3 separate regions of the Mus musculus genome follow, and all the other regions are linked to region 2. The links are chromatin loops, found by intact Hi-C in ENCODE. Cell type or tissue: left cerebral cortex. All regions are shown on one strand. Links, peaks and the distances in the headings refer to the core of each region. The heading gives the core; the rest is flanking DNA.

Evidence for each region. Peaks named below come from ENCODE experiments on the same cell type or tissue, not always from the same donor. Only the 100,000 strongest peaks of a DNase experiment are listed, where the experiment ranks them.
Region 1: a loop joins it to region 2, with 2.3 times the contacts of the local background. A loop is called at or near these places in 6 of 42 quality-filtered maps.
Region 3: it touches region 2 in a loop (2.6-fold over the local background); 6 of 42 quality-filtered maps call a loop at or near these places.

What each region holds. Positions count from the first base shown.
Region 1 is chr11:52,054,913-52,060,203 of GRCm38, forward strand. The region is part of intron 13 of Cdkl3 (cyclin-dependent kinase-like 3); the gene reads left to right. Among named protein-coding and RNA genes, the nearest start is that of Ppp2ca, 41 kb to the right of the region's middle. In left cerebral cortex, for the core only: a CTCF peak has its summit at 2,355; a DNase peak (open chromatin) is centred at 2,491.
Region 2 is chr11:52,343,392-52,348,682 of GRCm38, forward strand. No RefSeq gene overlaps it. Among named protein-coding and RNA genes, the nearest start is that of Gm51894, 13 kb to the right of the region's middle. In left cerebral cortex, for the core only: CTCF peaks have their summits at 3,059 (motif pointing left) and 3,938 (motif pointing right); a DNase peak (open chromatin) is centred at 3,066; H3K4me3 peaks cover 348 bases; H3K27ac peaks cover 760 bases.
Region 3 is chr11:52,040,281-52,045,571 of GRCm38, forward strand. It overlaps Cdkl3 (cyclin-dependent kinase-like 3), which reads left to right. Exons shown (of 14, transcript NM_001166654.1): 13 at 281-340. The coding sequence ends at 313. Among named protein-coding and RNA genes, the nearest start is that of Cdkl3, 39 kb to the left of the region's middle. In left cerebral cortex, for the core only: a CTCF peak has its summit at 3,173 (motif pointing right); no DNase peak of the experiment used is centred there.

The DNA.
Region 1 (5,291 bases), core at 716-4,715, 290 kb before region 2:
GACAGTACCCATCCAGCATGCCCACAAGGAAGCCCCGCTGAACAGTAGTGTAAGCTCTGAAAACCATGGCAACAGAGACTGATGCTTTCCCAGAGAACAACAACCAAGTCCTTCATGTGAGCCTCCTCTGTCCTGGGAGAACTCAGATTTCATACTCACAGTGATAATATAGAGCCTGTGTATAGCCGTGTCTACTGCACGTGAATTCTTGCCTGGGGGTTATAATTAATCCTTAGACATGGAATCATACACCTTACAACACTGAACCTCTTCACAGTGAAGGAGATGGGGATATGGGGAGTGGCTCCTGATCATGGGCTCTTCTGGTACTGTCACACAGAGTCCCATCCTAAGGCATCCAGCCTTGTGAGATGCTGGACCAGCCTTTGTACATCAGAGGAAATGCAAAGAATGATGGGCTATTCTGTGGGCTGTATACTAAGTCAGAGATCTTTTAGAGTACTTATCCAACAGGCAAGATACTTGAGTGTGGGAGTCAGGCATGGGACCAGAAGTAGTTCCAGTGACCATCGCTCCTAACATAGGGGCTCACACACCACTTAGAGTGTGTTGTGTTCCCATTCCTATAATCTTGAGCTTTGGAGACATGGAATTCCTCATCTCAAAAAAAAAAAAAAAAAAAAAAAAAGGGCATGCTCCTGTCAAGTCCTAGCAAGATTCCCAGTTAAAAGTTATAACTGCCAAGGCATTTCTTGTGTCCAGAGACTAGCAGACAGGAAGAAAGTCACCATTCTGACAGAATAAGAACAGGCTGCTGTAGTCAGCAGAACTGGGCAGGACTACGGTGTACCTTTTAATTTTTTCAAAGTCTACTTTTTAAAAAAAAAGATTTATTTATTTATTATATGTAAGTACACTGTAGCTGTCTTCAGACGCACCAGAAGAGGGCATCAGATCTCTGTTACAGGTGGTTGTGAGCCACCATGTGGTTGCTGGGATTTGAACTTCGGACCTTTGGAAGAGCAGTCGGGTGCTCTTACCCCCTGAGCCATCTCACCAGCCCCAAAGTCTACTTTTAATGATGGTTCTTAAGTGCTTTAACCTCCCTTTTAGCCCACCACCCACCAGAGGTGGTGGGAAAGAAAGGATATGGGGGAAGTGGACCTGTTTAGAAAGGTTCTTTGGAACAGCTCCTACAGGTCAGCAGCAGCAGCTCGATCCACTCACAAACACTTCAGGGATACATCAGCAGTCCAGTTCGGTAGAGTCAGGATAGCGAATATGAATCAGCAGTGGTGGCTCTACCCAGCAGAGACAGCCAGGCCTCAGCCTCAGCCTCAGCACGAATCAGCAGCATGAGGGACCCAGAATGCCAAGAGTTGTACTCAGCTGTGTCTCTCTCAGTGAAGCAGAGATCAGCAAAGACTCGAGACCTACAGCATTTCACAGCTTGCTCTATAAGCAAGCCTAGCTCAGCCTCTGTCACTATCAAGTTCTATTTATACTTCCTCCAAACGTCATGTGTCCTCCATGGGTCTTGCCTCAGCACTCGCCTTGCTTGCTTCAGTACATGTGTGTGTCTCAGCTGACATCACTCTGCCAATCAGCCCAAGTCCTTGAAATCGACAAGAAAAAAAATTAGATAATGGCACACCAAGAAGTTTTTTTGGTGCATTTCTTTCTATGGGATCCCAAGAAATGCAGCTCAACTCCAGTGTAAGGCCGACCAATACATGTTTGTCCTTAGCAAAGAACCCATCACATGTCCTTTCACGTGCTTGCTTTAGCAGAAGATCCTTTTCACCTGTGTCTGCTTCAGTGAAATGTTCCTTCACGAGTCTGTCTTAGGCCACTTAGGAAAACACTCCTTCATGTGCTTGCCCCAGCGAAACACCAGCCAGCACAATTGACCCTCCTTAGAACCCTTATGATTCCACTTCATTCCTGTGACATGAAGAGGACAGAGTGGTGTATGTGTGAACAAAAAGTAGCCATGTCAGTGTCTCTTGCTGTTACTTCACAGTTCCGTTAACTGAATGGACATACAAGGCAGCCTCCAACTGGGAAGATACTCTTGCCAAGAGGGTCAGGAGACTTGGAAACAGAGGTTTCTGCACCATCATATTTGCCCTGAGAGCTTGTAAAGACCCAGTTGTTAGTTCAGTGGACCATGAGACAGCTGGGGTCTGAGCTGCTGGCCTGAGATCAGCTGTCTGTTTCCTGAATTCTCCCCAGGAAGAAAAAGTAATGGGAACCATGGAAATGACCCTCTCTCCAAATTTGGAGTAAATGTATTTTGGTGGATATTTGGGGGCCTCCAAAACGTACCTCTTAGACTTGGGGAGAAGTTGTTTCCTGATAGCCTCACTGTTGCACCCTGCAGTGCAATACTGAGTTTGCATTGAGGCCACACTTCCTGCATTCATCCCTGACTGGCTCCTCAGGAACCAGAAGGTTCTCCTCCTCCGGAGAACACAGGATGCTACTGGAGTCTTTCCCCTTTCACACAGGTCTGATCTGCATTGCAGCCGGCCTTCCAGCTGCCTCTGGCTCCTTTCTCACTCTTACTGCAGTTCCTTGGACAGATGTCTTCTGTGGCAAGTCCCCTTCTTGCCATATGGCTTTTTGTGCTGTCAAGCTGACAAACTATGCTGAGGGGAGGAATTTACAAAACCAAAGAATCAAAGACTATGCTTGTCTTGCATGCATGATACCCTGGTCTGACATCCCCCCGAATACCCCACAATCCAAATGGAGCTTTCTAAAGCCAAAAGAAATGATACATCTCCTTAAGACAAGTAGAAAATACTCAAATTAGATGATAAGGATCAAAATGAAATTAAACAAACAAAAAATAACAAAACGGGGAAAAGTGAAGTTGAGACAATATTAAGGGAACATGCTCTTGTACTCCAGAAGGAAGAGAAGGGGGAGAAGAAATAATAGCTGAGATATTTTTAAATGTGAGGAAAACTATAAGTCCTCTATCTGGAGATATTTAAATTGCTAGGAATTAGAGCATTAAGTCACAAGATATATAGATACTCACCAATGACCATGTCACTCTGAATGTGCCTGATCTCAGAAGATGAGCAGTATTGGCCCTCAGTGATACTTGGATAGGTGAAAGGGACGTGCCATCCACAAGGAGGCATGTGGTGAAGCACCAGGGCTTATGGGGGGTGGGGGTGGGGGGAGAGGCTGGTACATGGAGGGAAACCAGGCCAGACTGTTTACTGTGGCATCTTGGGAAAGAACAGGAGAGACAAGGTAAGAAGTTGTAAGGTGGGAGTTTGGTTTTGTTTAGATATTGCTATTGTTGTGCTGGTTGGGAACTCAGTACACAGCCCACATTGACCTTGAACTCATGTTCCTCCAGTGTCAGCCTCCTGAGTGTTGGGAATACCGAAGTGTGTTATTAGTTGGCTAGAATGGGCTGGCATGAGTCATGGTGGAGGTCTTGGGGTGAAGGGGCTCTCCTGCATTGTCTCCTGACTGATGCCGCTGTGGTTAGAGCAATGGGAAGTGCTCTGAGTGTATGGGGTTGGAGAAAATGTGCATGGAGGATGGGCTGTGGGTAAGTTGTGAATGGCACAATGGCAAGTGAGAGCTGTACTGTCTCTAGAATTGTCTCATGCCGGGGAGGGAGGCAGACAATAGTCCCTTGAGGATAGGAAGGGACCCGTGTGAAGAAGTCTATAACTCAGTATGATCACTGTGTTAGCTGGTTTTTATTTTCAGGAGGGATTCCCTAGATCAGATTGGCCTGTGGCTACATTTGTGAGAAGCTGTCTTGACTGTTGATTGATGTGGGGCCTAACTGACCGGTTATGGGTGGCACCATTCTTAGGCCATTGGACTTGGGCTAAGAAAGCTGAATGTGAACAAGCCAGTAAGCTGCCTTCCTCCACAGTTCCTGCTCCAGGCTCCTGCCCTTGGGTTCCTGCACTGACTTCCCTAATGATGGGCTGTTGTCAAGAAGTATTAGCTGAAATAGATCCTTTCTTTCTCAAGGTGTGTTCTGTCATAGTGTTTATCACAGCTCAAAAAGCAAACTCAGAGAATTTACTCAATTCTTAAAGTGAGCAAAGGAATTTGCATGGGCTGAATTGTAACCCACCATGCCCATCTTTGTCAGTCTTACTTGTTGAAACCCTAACCCTACATGTGTACTAGTTTTGAAGACGGGTTTTTGCTAAAGTAATTAAGCCTACCTGAAGTCGTAAGGATAGACCTTGATCTGATAGGGTCAGTGTCCTTGGAAGAAGAGATGCTAGAGACTCAGGGTGTAGATTAACAATAAAAACCAGCTGAGCAGGCTCGGAGCCAGGGCTGTTTGCAGTGAACAGTGAACACCTGCGAGCCAGGAGTGCTGTCAGCAGCTCCTGCCCAGGCTGGCACTGTGAACTTGCATTTGCAGCCTCTAGAGTTACCAGAAAATAAATGTCTGCTGAGGGATTCTGTGATGACATTTGCTCGTGGAAGGCCATACTAATTAAGGCAGGATTTGAGTAGAGAGTTCTCTGAGGAAGATGTACAGGTGGCTAGTATCTTTAATAAGCTCGAAAGTATTTAGTTCTCAGAGAATTGTACATCAAACTTCAAATTAGATGCAATTTTACTATCCCTAGGATAGACAGAAGACCATGTAATAACAAACACCAGTTAGACCCTGGAGAAATTAGAATCTTCCTACACACTGAAGTTGGGGCAGAGAGTAATGGGAGTGTTTTGGAAAAAAAAAAAAAAAGTCTGGTCAATCCTCAACTGGTTGCACAAAAGTTCTGCTCCTGTGTATGTCCAATAGAAGTGAAAGCAATCATCGACAAAGAAACGTGAGCAGAACTGTGTCATGTCCATGGGGCAGAGTAATATCTGTTCATAGAAAGGAAAAGGGTGGCTGGCAAGGCAGCTCAGCAGGTAACGATGCAGTGCAAGCCTGGGACCCGAGTGTCAGCCCCAGAGGGAAAGAATCAACTTTACAGCTATCTTCAGGTCCCCAGACACATACTGTGCTACATGCAGCACCCCTCCACATCATACATGGGTGCATGCATGCACCCATAATGATGATAACATTTGAAGGAGTTAAGTACTGACGCTCGCTAAAACATGGAATAACCTTGAAAAAAAATAGAAAGGCAGGCTTAGTGGTGCATGCCTTTAATCCCATCACTCAGGAGGCAGAAGCAGCCAGTTGAGGCTGGACTGATCTACATAGTTACAGGGCAGGCAAGGATACTTAGTGAGACCTTGTCTCAGAAAAACCGAAAAGAAATAAAAAAAGAGCTGGGCAGTGGTGGCCCACACCTTTAATCCCAGCACTTGGG
Region 2 (5,291 bases), core at 825-4,824:
TTCAATAGACTTGGTCAGAGGGAGCTTCAACAAATGCAGTCAAGGCAAAAATGGTCTTTGGGGCAAGGGCCAGCTATGGTAGCGCTTCCCCCAGATGATTTCAACATGAGCCAGGGTGGAGAGTCGCTATGATACCATAGGTAGGTTTTTTGTTTCTCTAAACACCAGCAAGGAAGGGTGAGTGCGATGGATGGGAGACACCCCAGGCGCCTTCCACAGAGCTTTACTTCGCTGGTGTGGAATCTCCCTTCATTGCTAAGGGCTCAGAGGCCTTCAAACCAGTGGACAGTGACCACCGGAATGGAGCACCGCGCAGATCACCCACGGAGCCCATGATAGACCCTCACATCATTGTCTGTGCTGTTTCACTAATTCCCAGTTTTCATTCAGAGCCTTTATTAATTTATTTTATGTCTTTATTTTTGGGCTAATATCTTGTCCTGTTATTTAACGTGGTGTGTGTGTGTGTGTGTGTGTGTGTGTGTGTGTTAGTCACACGTGAGCATGAGCACATTTGCCCTGGCATAGATGTGAAGGGTCAGGAATCAGCCCTGTCCTACAGTGTGTTCTGGGGATTGACCTCAGGCCCTCAGGCTTCTGTGGCAAGCACTTTACCCACTGGGCCGTCCTGTCAGCCTTACTTTGAGCCAGGGTCTCTACTGAATCTGGAGCTTATCGGTTCAAGACCAGCATATCTTTCAGAGAATACAATTTAATTTACTATGTATAACATAGTTAAGTTGCTGGCCCCAAATATCCTTCTGAAAAACAAATGTCCTAGTATCTGGTACTTTTTATCTTTATTTTTCTTTTCTTTTTTTCTTTCTCTTTTTTTTTGTTTATTTTTGTTTATTTTTTGTGGATTTTGTTGTCATTTTGTTTTGGAGAAAGAGTTTCTCTGTAACAGCCCTTGCTGTCCTGGAACTCTATGGACTAGGCTGGCCTTGAACTCACAGAGCTGCCCCCTCACCCCATGGCGTTCTGATATAAAACAAATGTGCCACCATGCCCGGCCCTTGTGGGTTTTTTTTGTTTTGTTTTTGTTTTTGTTTTTGAGGCAGTGGTCTCACCACGTATCTCTGGCTGTCCTGGAATTCACTCTGTAGATCAAGCTTGCCTCACTCACAGAGATCTGCCTTCCTCTGCCTCTGCCTCCCCAGAGCTGGAATTAAAGGTGTACACCACTAGCAGTGGCTAGCTAGAATATTGTTATTTTTATGTTTTAGTTATTTGTTTGTCTGCTTATATATTTGGTGGTGGTGGGAGGGTTTGGGTCTACATGAATATGAAAATCAGAGGACATTTGGGACCCACCCTTTGGATTCCAAGGAGTAAGCTGATCCCAGCTGTCAAGCTTGACAGGAAGCATCCCTACCCACTAAGCCACCCCACCACCCCTACATTTGTTTCTTTATGCTGCTCTGAATTAGCACACATTTGGTGGTCCAAAGAAACACCATTTTGAGTCAGGAGTGTTGGTACACACCTAGAATCCCAACCCTTTCGAGACAGGAGCAAGAGGATGACCAAGGCCGCTCCGGGCCACATTAAGTATGAGGCCATCCACGCCTATAGCCTGAGACCCTGTCTCAACAAGACCAAACAATATTTACAGTGCTGGCAGCCAGAAACCTAAAATGGCTTCCCTGGGTAGGCACAAAAGTGTCGTCAGGCAGGCTTCCTCCCTGGCTCTCAGGGATATCCTTATGTTTGTCTTCTTCAGCCTGAGGAGTTATGGTTCCTGCCATGTAGCCTCTTCCTCCAACTTCAAAGCCAGCAGGTGACGTCTTCTCTTGTCACTGGAGCTTCTTCAGAGCAGGCGCTCCTGTCTCCCTGTGTGAGGACACAGATGAGTAGACACGGGGGCGGTCCCATGAGATAAGGAATTCCTATTGCCTCTGGGTGAGGGGGTAGCACACACTTTTAATCCCAGCACTGGAGAGGCAGAAGCAGGTGGATCTCTGGAGGCTCCTGGTCTACAGAGCGAGTTCCAGGACAGTCAGAGCTACATAGAGAAGCCCTGTCCCAAGGAATCCAAAGAAGAATTCCCATTGCCTCCATGTGGTCTATCACATGCAACACATCGATCCCCTATCCATAGTGATGTAGTGCAGGCACACCCACTGAACTGCTAGTAACGGAAAAATAGAACGCACGGGGTGCTGGAGAGATAGCTCAGTGGTTAGGAGTGCTTGCTGCACGTGCAGAGAGCAGAGCTTGGCTTCCAGAACCCATATCTCTGGCCCCACACTCCATCATGGCTGTTAAAGTCGATCTCTGTCTGTGCCATTCTATCTTAGTCTCTCAGTTGTCCCCAAGACCATACTTCTCACTTCACAGAGACATCATCTCTCTCTGAAGCCTGATCTCCTGGAAGGAAGGCAAGGACTTTGGCATGCCTGGTCCCTCCAAGGTCCGGCACAGAGGCCTGCCCATGCCCCCCCCCCCCAGCATTATCCCTTGATTGGCTTCAGGAAGGTAAGGTTTATTCTGGTTTGAGGGTACTCCGTTGTGGTGGGGAAGGCTTGGGGGCAGGAGTGTGTGGATTCTAGTCACACTGCATCTGCGGGTAGGAGATGGGAAGGGGTGCCAGTGGTCGGTTTGCTCTTTCCTTTCCTCCTGTTTGATTCAGTCTTGCCCTCCCCCCCCCCCCCCGCGTCCCTGCCCCCAGTCATGGGATGGTACCGCCTACATCCAGGGTCTTCCCTCCTCTGTGCAACCGCCACACACGGGTGTGTTTCCTAGGTGATTCCAAACCCAGGCAGGTTGACAATGAAGATTAATTATGACAGCCTCCTACACCCAACCTGTGAAGATCAAAAATACCTCAAGAGGTTGCTAAAATGCTCCCCAGAAGCAAGGACTGAATCTCCTTTGGGATCGGGTCAGAGAGCCATCAGAACACGCTATTGGGGATGAAAGGCAACCCTAATCGTTTTCTTACTGGCCCCACTTTCCTCATCAGGAAAAAAGTGCACTGATGCCTGCAGGAAAATGAATTTTCTTCAAGAGATCACACAGGCTTCCAAGCAAGCAACCTGGGGTGGTGCTGCCACCTCTTGGTGAGTGGGTGGAAGTACATCCGTGGGCGTGGTTGGCAAGCTATTGCTACCTAGTAAGAGCCTCTCTATCTCTGCCAGGGAGCCCAAGTAAAGGCCAGGCAGAGTGGACAGAAATAGAGGAGTCAGCAAACACAGGGAATTTTATATCAATCAGTGGTGTTGAGAAGAAACCTGGTCTAGGTTCAATTCGCCCCTTTTCCTGTATCATTATGTATCTCCGACAAGAAAAGGACACCAAGAGCGATTTGCCCCACAATAGCTGCCCTTGACTAGATTGGTGGGCGTCCCAGAGGCTGTCCCCTCCCCCAAGATTGGCCTCTGTGGAAATCAGGAGGGTGGCGCAGCCAATGGTCGCACCTAGATCCGCCATCTTCCCCAGAGGCCACGCCTCCTCCGCCCTTTCCCCAGTTACAGCTAGAAACTCAGCTTCAGTCCGTGAAGTCTACGATTTCCACTTCATCTAATTCATTTGACCCACTGCCACCTTCATCTTAAGCCCGGCTTCCCTGGGACTGTACTTTAGTCTTCCATGACTCTGGCTGCAGTGTTCATGGGGCTGTATTCAGCTGTGTTTGGCTACGCCTAGAATCTTCTATGAGACTGCTACAGATTACATTCCTGTAGCATTCCTCTTTGGAGGAAAATGGGGTGAAGACGCTGCTAGGGGCCTTTCTCAGCTTCTTTTTAATTTTGATTTTCTTCTTCCTCTTCCTCTTCCTCTTCCTCCTCCTCCTCCTCCTCCTCCTCTTCTTCTTCTTCTTCTTCTTCTTCTTCTTCTTCTTCTTCTTCTTCTTCATGTATTTATTTATTATATGCAAGTACACTGTAGCTGTCTTCAGACATACCAGAAGAGGGCATCAGATCTCATTACAGATGGTTGTGAGCCACCATGTGGTTGCTAGGATTTGAACTCAGGATCTTCAGATGAGCAGTTGGTGCTCTTAACCTTAACCTCTGAGCCATCTCTCCAGCCCTTTTTTCTTCTTCTTAAACATAGTCTCATTGCATAACACTGACTGGGCTAGAACTTGCCATGTAGACCAGGCTAGCCTCAAACTCAGAGATCCAACTGCCTCTGTCTCCTGAGTGCTGGGTTTAAATGTGGGTCCAGTCAGTCTTCATTTTTGTTTTGTTTCGCTTTGCTTTTATGAGAAAATATCTCACGTGGTCCAGACTTCAACCTTTCTCTGACCTTGAACTCCTGATCATCCTTCCTGTACTCCAGAGTGCCTGGGTCACAGGCATGTGACACTGTGGCCAGTCTTTACATGCTATTTCTACGGCATTTTGAGCAAAGTCTATCTAATCCTTTGATTATTAGTTTTGCAAGGGCAGCGGCGGCACCCGATTCTCCCATATCCTGTTCTGGCTCAGTTCTTAGTGCTGGGGAGCAAGACTTTCAGTGGAAGCTGAGTGAGCGAGGGACATCTGAGGGAGAGGGACAGGACAGAAGCTGAGAGATGTCCGGGCATAGGTGTGCTTCCTCCTACCATGCAGGTCCCAGACCCTGAAGAAGGTACAGGGCTGTGGTGGTTTAAATGGGAATGGCTGCCAACAAGGGTGAGCACACACACACACACACACACACACACACACACACCTGCACATATGCCCCTGCACACACACTAAATTGTTGAGGTTTGGTTTTGGTATGTATTGTAATACTAAATACTGGTTCCCAGGGACAAGAGAATCTGCACACACATAAGAGATACCATGTAATCTTGCTCCCCAAGTTATCCCTGATTGGTGAATAAAGATGCCTACAGCCTATAACTGGACAGAAGAAAGATAGGTGGGGTTTGGGTTCCCGGGCTTGGAGTCTGAGGAGAGACCACAAGGAGGGAGTCTTAGATGGAGAGAGGGAAGATACTATGGGATAAATGAGTCATGAAAATATGGCCTTGAGGGCTGGCCAACTGGAGTTAAGAGCAGCCCAGATGGAACATGACAAGTTATAACTCGGGGTTATTGACAGGGAAGTAGATATAAAAGCTTAAAGGGTAGATATTTGCCCAGCTGTAGTGCATTAAGGGCTTATTATAAATATAAAGGTTGTGTGTCGGGGGCTGGAGAGATGGCTCAGCGGTTAAGAGCACTGACTGCTCTTCCAGAGGTCCTGAGTTCTATTCCCAGTAACCACATGGTGGCTCACAACCATCTGTAATGGGATCCAATGTCCTCTTCTGCTGTGTCTGACAGCTACAGTGTACTCATATAAATAAAATA
Region 3 (5,291 bases), core at 716-4,715, 300 kb before region 2:
GAACCACACTAATCTTTGGGTATAGAGGAATGAATTTAGAGGGCAGGTTGGTAGTGTGTGCACTTAGTAGAATAATAGGTTTGACTCTGGGGTCTGTGAACTCCCAAGTCATGGGTTCTTAGCTAGATTTACAGTACCAGGTATGCATTTTGTCTTTGCAGACCTTAAATGCAATTATCATTTATCATTTATCCCTACAACATTCTGGCTGTGCCAGTCATTATTGTAGTGCATAGGTCTATAGCTAGGTTAGCCTGCTGATGTCTTTTCCCCCCCTCAGCAGTCAGCACGGCACCTTCCAGGACAGTGCTAACTAGCCAGCCGGGAAGAAACGTTCTTGGTAAGTACCAACTTGATTTCTCCATGACTTGGGACAAAAGTATGTGGTGTCTTTAACAGTGGGGGGCTCACCATTAAGTTCTAGTGTGCACTGGCAGTAGCCTATATGGTTTTTGGAGTCTTAAAAAAGTTTTGATTCAGGGTCATGAATGTAGCATAGTTGGTCGAGTGTTTGCCTAGCATGCATGAAACCCTGGGTTCAGTCTCTTGCACTGTATAAACCAGACATGTGGCACACATGAGGACCTATAAAACAAAACAAAAGAAAAAAAAAGAAGAAAACCCCACCTATCACCCCCAAAAAGCATATGGGGGCCAGAAGATGGCTCAGTGAGTAAGAGCTCTTGCTGTTCTTGTGAAAGAGCTATGTTTGGTTCCCAGCACCCACACAGGCTCAGAACTGCCTATAATGACAGTGCCCGGAAATCTGACCCTCTCTTCTGGCCTGTGTCATTCAGTGCATAGACATAGGAACACATTACACCAGTGTGTAGGGACTCTGAAGAGAAGGAAGGCTGCTCCAACTCAACCGTGCTGTCTGAAGGGCAAACTAAAGGCCCCTCCAGGGGGACTGGGCCACCTTACTAAGGTCCACAGAATTGTAGAGAGAAATAATTGAGGAATCTTAGGTGAATGAGGAGCTGCAGTTCAAGGTGATTATAAACAAGAAAGCATTCTTTAAATTTTTTAAATAAGGGTTGGAGAGATGGCTCAGCGGTTTAGAGCACTGACTGCTCTTCCAGAGGTCCTGAGTTCAAATCCCAGCAACCACATGGTGGATCACAGCCACCTGTAATGGGATCTGATCTCCTCTTCTGGTGTGTCCAAAGAGAGCATCGGTGTACTCACATACATAAGATAAATAAATCTTTAAGAAAAATTGTTTTAAATAAATTATTTTTTTTAAAAAAGACTACATGTAAAGATACACACACATTAATGCTGGGCTATATGATTTCAAGAAAGCAGCCTTCTCATGGAAAGCAAGGCACAGAAAGAACCTATTCTCTTGGCTCTAGCTGCATATGTATCAAAAGATGGCCTAGTCGGCCATCACTGGAAAGAGAGGCCCATTGGACACGCAAACTTTATATGCCCCAGAACAGGGGAACGCCAGGGCCAAAAAGGGGGAGTGGGCGGGTAGGAGAGTGGGGGTGGATGGGTATGGGGGACTTTTGGTATAGCATTGGAAATGTAAATGAGCTAAATACCTAATAAAAAATGAAAAAAAGAAAAAAAAAAAAAAAAAAGAACCTATTCTCTGTTCCCAACCTCCTAACAGGTAGGAGAGCAGATAAACTGTGACCATGGAGACAGGTCTACAACGATTCTTCTTTCTCTGAAAACATAATCCTGAGGTGACGGGTAGCACTCAGGCCACACTGACAAGGAAAGTAGTTAACAAGCTCTTCGAGCTAAAACTAGGCTCATCTAATAGGTTAGTTTTTATTTTAGAATTGGTAAGAGGTAGTTGTTATAGATTATGTTTCCTCTCCTCTCTGTGTGGTGGTGTTGGCATTGGCTTGTTTTGTTTTTGAGACTCTCATGTATTCCTATAGTTTGATTTCTTATTCGGACAGCCTGGCAAACTAGCATATCACTCATATCATTTTAAATGTCTTAGATTATAAAAAGGACAAATTTGTTCCTCCCTAGCCTAGATGTCCTGAAACTCCACATTCAGATTTTCAAGTGTCCAGTGACACTGAGACATGTAAGAGGCGTGTCAAACTCAGTGCACTGGTGACAAGGGTCTCTGACCATGTCCCCTCTTCCTCAGTCATTCCACAATTGCAGGTGACAGCAACTCCTTTCTATTTGTTGCTCAGGAAAAAATTTGTGGAGTTAGCTTCTACTCTTCTCTTACCTCCACCTTTCAGATCTGTCTTGAAGCAGTTCCAGGGTGTAAGCACTTGACTGTTCGCTGTTTTTATGACATCCCTTGCCAGGCTCGCTAGGAAGGCCCTCGCAGGCCTTCATGCTCTTGCTCTTTTTCAACTGTCAGTTTCTTTCCAATTCTTTCTTCCCAGTTCTACCAGAATGCTCCTAAAAGTCCTCAGATATGTTGCTTTGTCAGCACACAGAGGTTAGGTGGCTGCCTCCCCACAAGTCTGCCTTCTCCCTCTTTTGGTTTCATTTACTGCTTTCCTGTCATTCCACCCTGACCTAGAAGGTCAGTCGTCCAGTGCCCTTGTTCCCCTGAGTCTCTGTGCTTAGAAATCCCACCCCCAGTCGGGTGACTTCAGGGTCTCCTCACTGTCCACTCGTCCGGGGAAGGCTGCTGTCCATCTGTGCTTCTATATAAGCAACATGTTGCTTCCATTTCCACCCCACTCCCATATCTTGTATGACTTTTGTATAGCACTTGCCAGTCTGGTAAGCTCCTTTCTGTTGTTTATCTTGCCTACTGAAATCTACTTTCAGACGAGCAGGGTCTACTGCATAATTCACTGCCGTATTCCCCATGCCTAGAGCAGGGCTCAGAATACATTGGCGCTCAAGAACATTTGATTTGTGGTGAATAAAATTTAAGCACCACACATGCTAAGCCCTCAGGAAAGCAAAAGGAGCATGCCAACATGTCTTTCTGTTGTTTGGCTTTTTGTTTGGCATAGGGTCTCACTGTATCACAGGTTTGTCCTGAGCTCTGAACTCATGTAACTCTTCTGACTCCCTTTCTTGTAGCTTGGACTACAAGCACACGCTACTGAGCCTACATGCAGTGTGATAGTATTAATTTCATTTTCTGTATCCCAGAAGATAGATTATAGTAGGTCCTTAGACGCTGTCAGATGGGCTACATATGACTTCCTCATTTCTATGTTTCCTCCAGAGGGAGCCCAAAGTCTAGCCTTTTCAGGCCTCCTGGTAGGAGGGAGGGCAAGCAGTAGGTCCCCTGTTGGACTGGACTAGGTTCTGAAGATGGGTACTGAATCCATCAGTGCTTTTTGCTTACAATCCCCTAAATGAGGATGGGTCTCCTCCGGGATGATTCCTAATCTTGGGATATTTCAGAGCAAACCTGGAGCAGCTTTCATGTGGGCCCCACACATTTACACTTCAGCAGCTCCTTTGGGTAATTTCTTTGCAGTACTAATTATTACACTGAAATGGATTGTGTTATCATGCTAAAATGCCTTGTGACAAAACACGGTTTATTATGGAATAATTTTGCCATCAATAGCCCCTGGGTTGTTTTTTAATTTGGAAAGCCATTTCCTTTCGTCTTTCTCTCTTCTCCAAATCCATCTAGTAGGATCAGAACATTCATCGAAACTCTTATACCTTTACAATTCTGCAGATCCTTTCATTGAAAAAAAATGTATTGAACAAACACTCCTCTTTTATTAAAAGCCATAAAGAGTGTAACATCAGTCCAGATGAGCATCAGAGTGCCTGAATGAAGAGGCACACTCAGTGGTCAGCACCTCTGCCGCTGCCTTTTCCCCTTAAGAGAGATTTATTTATGTACTTATGTAGATAGTATGTATCAAAGGCGTGTGCTACCACGCCCGGCCAATGAGTGCTCTTAACCTCTGAGCCATCTCTCTAGGTTCACCTTTACCATTTCTTTACATTTTACATGTATGATTGTTTGGCTTCATGTATGTCTGTGTACCACATGTGTGCCTGGTGCCCACAAAAGCTAGAAGAGGGCATTGGAATTACAGGTGGTCACCATGTGGCTGCTGTGAATTGAGCCCCCAGTTCTTAGGAAGAGCAGCCAAATTGCTGAGTCATCTCTCCAACCCCCTTTACCATTTCTTAACTGGGTAGCTGTGTGTGTGTGTGTGTGTGTGTGTGTGTGTGTGTGTGTGTGTGTGTGTCTGCATGTGTGTGCATGTGTGTGTGTGTGTGTGTGTGTGTGTGTATTGTTATGTTGCCTCAGGTTTTTCAGTTGGAAAATGGGACAATAGCTTACACACACACACACACACACACACACACACACACACACACACACACACAAAGTAAATTAACATTAAAAAGAATAGATTTAGCAGCCGGGCTTGGTGGTGCACACCTTTGACCCCAGCACTTGGGAGGCAGAGGCAGGCGGATTTCTGAGTTCAAGGCCAGCCTGGTCTACAGAGTGAGTTCTAGGACAGCCAGGGCTATACAGAGAAACCCTGCTGTCTCGGAAAAAAAATTTTTTTTCCTGAGAGACATTAAGTTGTTTTAGTGTATATGAATTGTTTTGGCTGCATGTATGTGCTGGCCTCATACACAAGCCAGAAAGGGCATCAAATTCCTTGGAACTGGAGTTTCAGACATTGTGAGCTGCCATGTGAATGCTAGAAACAGAGACTGAGTCCTCTTAACCGCTGGGCTCCGTTTTTTTGGAGATATTGTGAGAATTCCTGAGATAAGGCTTAACAGACCAAAGACGTAGTAGCTTTGTCCTGATCAAGTTCAGTTATCTGTAGGCCTGTAGAATACCTTTGGGGAAGGCGAGCTGTGCTTCTTGGTTTTGCTCTAATGTGTAAGTTGTCAGAGCACATTGTGACTTCTTTACTTTGGGAATAAATTCAGCATGGACGTGCCCTCTGCCCTGTGGCGTGTTGAGGAGTTGCATTTGCTTTAGACATGAAGCTGGGACAGGTGATAACAACCCAGTGTCTGCTCTGTGTGCACAAGATGTTTTACTAGAAATGAGAAGAGACTTTGTATTCAGAGGGTCTTTGTGTGTTTGTTTCGTTGGTTAATTTTGTTTTCAGAGTCTTGTGTAATGTAACCCAGGCTGACTTCAATCTTGTTGTGTAGCCCAGGCTGGCCTCTAACTCATTATCCCCCTACCTCACCGGAAGGTCTGAGCTACCATGAGTGTATGAATTTAGAATGTAAAAAAGACATGGTTGGAGAGATATTTTGGAGATTAAGAGCACTGACTGTTCTTTCAGAAGATCTGTGTTTGATTCCCAGAACCGACACGGTGTCTCACAACCATCTGT